Regions from separate parts of the Homo sapiens genome. Here region 1 is linked to region 2. A link is an interaction called in ENCODE POLR2A ChIA-PET data of the cell type or tissue named here. Cell type or tissue: MCF 10A. All regions are shown on one strand. Each heading gives the region's core, and the rest is flanking DNA. Links, peaks and the distances in the headings are about the cores only. Region 1 overlaps MYO1E (myosin IE). Region 2 overlaps FAM81A (family with sequence similarity 81 member A).

What was found. ChIA-PET counts read pairs that join two places held together with the same protein. Peaks named below come from ENCODE experiments on the same cell type or tissue, not always from the same donor. Only the 100,000 strongest peaks of a DNase experiment are listed, where the experiment ranks them.
Region 1: POLR2A ChIA-PET joins it to region 2 with 7 read pairs; 2 of 35 experiments call an interaction of 5 or more read pairs at or near these places.

What each region holds. Positions count from the first base shown.
Region 1 is chr15:59,190,277-59,193,192 of GRCh38, reverse strand. All of the region lies in intron 17 of MYO1E (myosin IE), which reads left to right. Among named protein-coding and RNA genes, the nearest start is that of LDHAL6B, 15 kb to the left of the region's middle. In MCF 10A, for the core only: no CTCF peak of the experiment used is centred there; DNase peaks (open chromatin) are centred at 1,112 and 1,622.
Region 2 is chr15:59,481,083-59,483,998 of GRCh38, reverse strand. The region is part of intron 3 of FAM81A (family with sequence similarity 81 member A); the gene reads right to left. Among named protein-coding and RNA genes, the nearest start is that of FAM81A, 44 kb to the right of the region's middle. RefSeq lists enhancers at 943-992, 1,053-1,102. In MCF 10A, for the core only: no CTCF peak of the experiment used is centred there; a DNase peak (open chromatin) is centred at 1,128.

The DNA of each region.
Region 1 (2,916 bases), core at 113-2,612, 290 kb after region 2:
TTCTGATGCAGTGGGTCTCAGGTGGGGCCCATGAATGTGCATCTTAAAAATCTTGCAGGTGGTGCTGGTGATGATGGCCCAGGCACTGCACTTTGAGAATCACTGATCTAGAGCAAAGAACTAGACTGTGTCCCGGTGCTGACCTATCACTAAGTTGTTAGAGCGAGACTCTTCATCTCCTTAGCCCTCAGTTCCTTCCTCTTAAGAGGGTCCATCTAGAATAGGATCTCCTTCAGTCTGACAGAATGAAGGCTTCCAGACAGTGGCTGTCAGTCTGCCTCTGTCTCTGTCACTTTTACACTCACCTCTCACACATACCCACACTTGTACACCCACCCACACATACATCCACATGTACACACACACAACAGAACAGTGATATTAAATCAATATCCCAATATGATTACTCCAACCAAATCTTTAGTCAACCTTAGAAATAAACCATGAGAGTCTTGGAAGCAGAGGTATTGCCAAAGGGGGCCTTAGCCCACCTTCCCCCATTTCAAACTCTATCCACCTGCTCTTCCCAGCAAATACTCTTAAATGAAAACATCTCACTTGCCCTACAAATGCATTTTGACAGTCTTGGAAAAAGACTCCCTCTGCAAGACGGAGTTGGCATAGCCTAGGGAACAACTGGGCATTGTCTGATCAATGCCCCCTAGCACACCCTCCTCTACCCCACGTAGATAGTTCTACTGAAAGCCCCTCTAAAATAGAAATTTTGCAATAGCTGCTTGGAAGTTCACCAACCCTGATGCTACTTCCTTGTAAAAATCCAACATAATTCATTGGAATATCAGAAAATGGAGAAATTAAATGAGTGGTACATTTTATTCAGTAAATCCTCATAGGATGAGGATGGTATTTTCTCTTTTCTTTTTTTTTTTTTTAAATGATTCCCCTTTGAATTGCAGCAAAGAATTTTATGACATGCATTCAAATAAACTGGTTTTAAGAAGTTCAAGGTATTAGTTGGTCGAGCGTTGATTTATAATTCCAGTAAGACCGCTTTCTGGGATTCCACCCTTAATCCTGGTTTGGGTTTATTGTGTAACAAATGGTTTCACTCCATCCATGAGTCAGGAGTGTTAGGGTCCGTGAAAGGGCAGTGTGCTTCACTGGCTGGGATTACACACCCAGTTGAAGCTCCTGGTAAAGAGGGTTACTCATTCCACAAGTTTATGAGGTGTAGGGTTTTTCTTTTCCTGTTGCAAATGCGTTTTTGTTTGGCTTCTGGCAAGGTTGCTTGCCCTGCATTCTGAATTGCTGCCTTGCAGAGTTCTCTAGCCCTGATCAATTTGAGTAAACGGCCAGGGACAGTCTTGGAAAAAGACTCCCTCTGCAAGATGGAGTTGGCATAGCCTAGGGAACAACTGGGCATTGTCTGATCAACGACTACTGAGGAGGTGACAGTGCTCCAGGAATATGCAAAAATCAACTTGTGTCGCTTTGATGACCCCCAAATTTTAAACATTACAGGACTTGCTAGACTCATTTCTACCAGAAAATTTCCTGATGGTGGAAGTTATAATGAATGAAACAATGTTTTAACATGAGGAATATTCCTTCCTATGTGATTCATGGGAGAGGAACGTTTCTGCTTGAATTAATGGGTGATGCATTCCCTGCCTCGAAAGCTTGGCGTGAAGCCAGTGTTTATGAAAAGTACTTTAAAATGAGCAGAACCTTTAAATGCATTTTTCATGCATTTTTCTCACTAGAGAAAAGGCCAGTGGCGAGTTTTAGATTTGGAGGGTGAGAGAAAGGAAAATTAATTATTTTTCAATTTAATTACCTTTTTAATTGACATGACATTTCTTTCTCTCTCTCTCTCTCTCTCTCTCTCTCTCTCTCTCTGTCTCTGTCTGTCTGACTTATATGGGCAAAGGTGGATATTTAGTACAGACGGGGTTTCACTGTGTTGGCCAGGCTGGTCTCGAACTCCTGACCTCATGATTTGCCCGCCTCGGCCTCCCAAAGTGCTGGGATTACAAGCGTGAGCCACTATGCCCGGCTTAACTCTTTGCACACAGAGGCTTTCTGAAAGTTAATAATCTTAGAGGAATCAACATTTCTGGCTCTTGGCTCTGTAAGACCCATCAAACTGGAGACTCTTAAACACCACTCCCATTGTGACATCCTTCCCATCAGCCAAGGTTGCACCCCCACTTCGAGCTTCATCTGTCCCCCTCCTCCTGTCCCACAGCACCCTGCCACTGGCCTTTCCTATTCTTGTACCTTTGCTTTCACAGCCCTCTGCCTTGTCCTGTATACCTCATGGATTCAACTCGCCCCTCCAGGCCCAGGCACATCACAGTGCTCCTGAGAATCCCTGTGCTGTGAAAAATCCACTTCCTTCTCTATTCTCCTATCCTGGTTTACATATTGTAGCTGGGAATGGATGACGATAATAACAGCTTTACATGCTCGTGCTACGAACTAAGTGCTTTCCATAGAAAGTACTCGTCTAGAAATAAAGAATTTATGCCACCATTCCTGTTTTTACAGAAGAGGAAACTGAGAGGCACAGAGAAGTTGCATCGTGGCAGGGCCAGTGGCGCAGCAGGAATGCAGCACCAGAACCTGGCTCCTAACCACTGTGCTGCCTGTGTGGGCTCCAGCAGGAATCATAGCATTGTCCTTTTTTGGTGACCCTAGCATGTTGCAATAGGCACTGTGTGTGACTGGCCCACAGTAGACATCCGCAAGTATGAGACTTAATTGGAAATGGTGGTTTTTGTGAGAGCCTTACTGGGAAGACAGCTGTTGGGAACCTGCGTGACATCGGAATGAGGATGCTTCTGATTGTCTTTTCAGCTCAGCAGCTCCTGAAAGGCCCATTTTGCTGAGCGCATTAGCCCCGTTATCAGCACAGATATCCCCAAATGTACCAAACAGGGAGTGTGAGGAGTT
Region 2 (2,916 bases), core at 113-2,612:
CTCCAGGTGAGGTACCAGGAGGATGCCTCTTTACATCCTATTCCCTCAGCTCTCCCAGCTGAGAGGCAGTGGGGAACGAGCCCGCCCCTACAACCTGTCCACCCCTCCATGGGGCAGGAGACTGGCTTAGTTATAGGGTGCGAAGCAGTGAGCCTGGACCCTCCTCCTGAGACTCCTAACCATGGGATCCTGCTGGCTCCCCAGGCTTTCCTGCCTGCCTATCCCAACTGTTCAGGAAGGTAGCACCTGGATTGGGAACAGACTAGAGACAGGCACACTAAACCACCATCTTCTCTTGCCTTCTGCACCAATCCAAGGGTTTCTTGAGATTACATTCCTGGGTATCTGCTTGTTACTACTTATTTCTAGAAATTTTGATGGTTTCTGATGTACTGACAATTTGCAGGCCCATTTGGAAATGAATAGGAAAGCCCAAGTAGAGATGTAATTATGCTTACATAATTTGTTTTTGTGCTCCCTCTTCTTAACTCTATTTTCTTTTCTTTTTTGAAGTATAACATACATAAAGAAAATACTTGTGTATTTTTTTCAGGATTTTCAAACTTCTTAGTAAAAAAAAAGAAATTAGGAATGTAAATATTCTGTGTTTCCCTCAGTGGAAACCTGCTTGAGGCACTGACAGTAAAAAGGAAAATTTCACTGGGCGGCCACAGTAGCTCACACCTGTAATCCCAGCACTTTGGGAGGCCGAGGCGGGTGGATCACAAGATCAGGAGTTCGAGACCAGCCTGGCCAAAATGGTGAAACCCCCGTCTCTACTAAAAATACAAAAATTAGTCAGGCGTGATGGCACGCACCTGTAGTCCCAGCTACTCAGGAGGCTGAGGCAGAAGAATTGCTTGAACCCAGGAGGCAGAGGTTGCAGTGAACCGAGATTGTGCCACTGCACTCCAGCCTGGGCAACAGAGCAAGACTCCGTCAAAAAAAAAAAAAATTCACCAGAAAGAATTTAGAATTGCAAGACCTATCTATTATTTCTGTAGCTTCCAGCTTTTTCTCAATGAACCTGCTCTATGAAGAGGAACACAAACTAGTTACAATCACCTGTGAATGACAAAATGTGAGTCATATGAATACATTCTTGCAAGACAACTTCGCATCTGACTAATGTGGTTCTGGCACTCTCCCACTGATGAGAAGGCGCTGGCAAGCTCCGGTGCACTCTCTCTTAATAGGAAGTAACACCTATTAGTTAGAGTCAATAGAAAGTAACACTTATTCTTTTTGTATGTAGTGGTGCAAACCTTTGCCTATAGTAAGGCATAAGACCAGTGGTTCTCAAATATCTTTGGGATACATAAGTCTCACCCAGATGGCTTGTTACGCATGCAAATTCTTGGACCCCATCTCCAGAAAACCAAAGCTAGAGAACGAGCCCAGCGCCTAATACACTGTATTAGACACTATAGAGCTGGGCATGGTGGCTCACGCCCATAATCCCAGCACTTTGGGAGGTCAAGGCAGGTGGATCACCTGAGGTCAGGAGTTCAAGACCAGCCTGGCCAACATGGTGAAACCCCGTCTCTACTAAAAATACAAAAATTAGCCAGGCATGGTGGCGGGCACCTGTAATCCCAGCTACTCAGGAGGCTGAGGCAGGAGAATTGCTTGGACCCAGGTAGTGGAGATCGTAGTGAGCCAAGATCACACCATTGTCCTCCAGCCTGGATGACAAGAGCAAAACCCCATCTCAAAAAACAAAACAAAATAGACACTTCAGAAATGACAAAGGCTATAACCAATCTTATTTCATCTGAGTTGTTTTTCAATCTCTAAGCAATGAAAATGGAAAGCAATTCACAAAAAAAGGGGCTTAAAAAAACACACATTTTTTAAAAGGTTCAACCTTTCTAGTAAAGCAAAGAAATAAGAAGTACAAATCATACTATTATAGCATACCACTCTGGTGTGGGATGTTGATAGTGGGAGAGGCTGCGCATGTGTGGGAGCAGAGAGTATACTTTCTGCTCAATTTTGCTATGAACCAAAAAATGCTCTAAAAAATAAAGTCTATTTTTTAAACCTCAAAAATAGCATTTTCACTTATTAAAGAAGCAAATATTTTAAATCTATAATATTAAAAATATATCAAAAATCAAAAAGGTTTCAGCATCTTCTGCTTGCCTAAAAAATAGAAATAAAAAAGGCACAGCTGGCCCTTCCCAATACAACTTTCCTGGAGACCAATGCCAAAAAATATATATTCATAATGTTCATAACCTTTGACCCAGTAACTCTAGTTCTTGGAATTAATATTAAATGAAATAATAAGAAAAATGTATGCATAAAGATGTCTTCAGAGTGTGATACACATGTCAAGTATTTCACAAGGTACATTATTATGGAAACACTAAGATGTTCATAAAGGGTTTTTAGCAACAAGGGAAAGTGTGTACAACTTAATACTAAGCAAAAAGAAAGCATAGAAAATAAATATGGAGCATGATTCCAGCTGTGTATTAAGAGGCATATAAAATACTAGAATGTGAAAGTTTTGCTTATCTCTAGGGTGGAATTATGGTTTATTCTTTTTTTTTGTATGTCCAACAATGGACATACATTACTTTTATAGCCAGAAAAAAAAATGTGCTTTAAAAAATGCTTAGAAATTTAAAAAAGCCCATTTAACTCTCCAAATTCTTATGCAGATTAATAAGGTATTGTATTAGAACCGCTCTGGGGTCGGGTGCGATGGCTCACTCCTGTAATCCCAGCACTCTGGGAGACCGAGGCAGGAGGATTGCCTGAGCCCAGGAGTTTGAGACTAGCCTGGGCAACATGGTGAAACCCTGTCTCTACACACATTTTTTTTTTAATTAGCCAAGAGTTGTGGTGCACACCCCTGGTCCTAGCTATTCGGGAGGCTGAGGCAAGAGGATTGCTTGAACCTGGGAG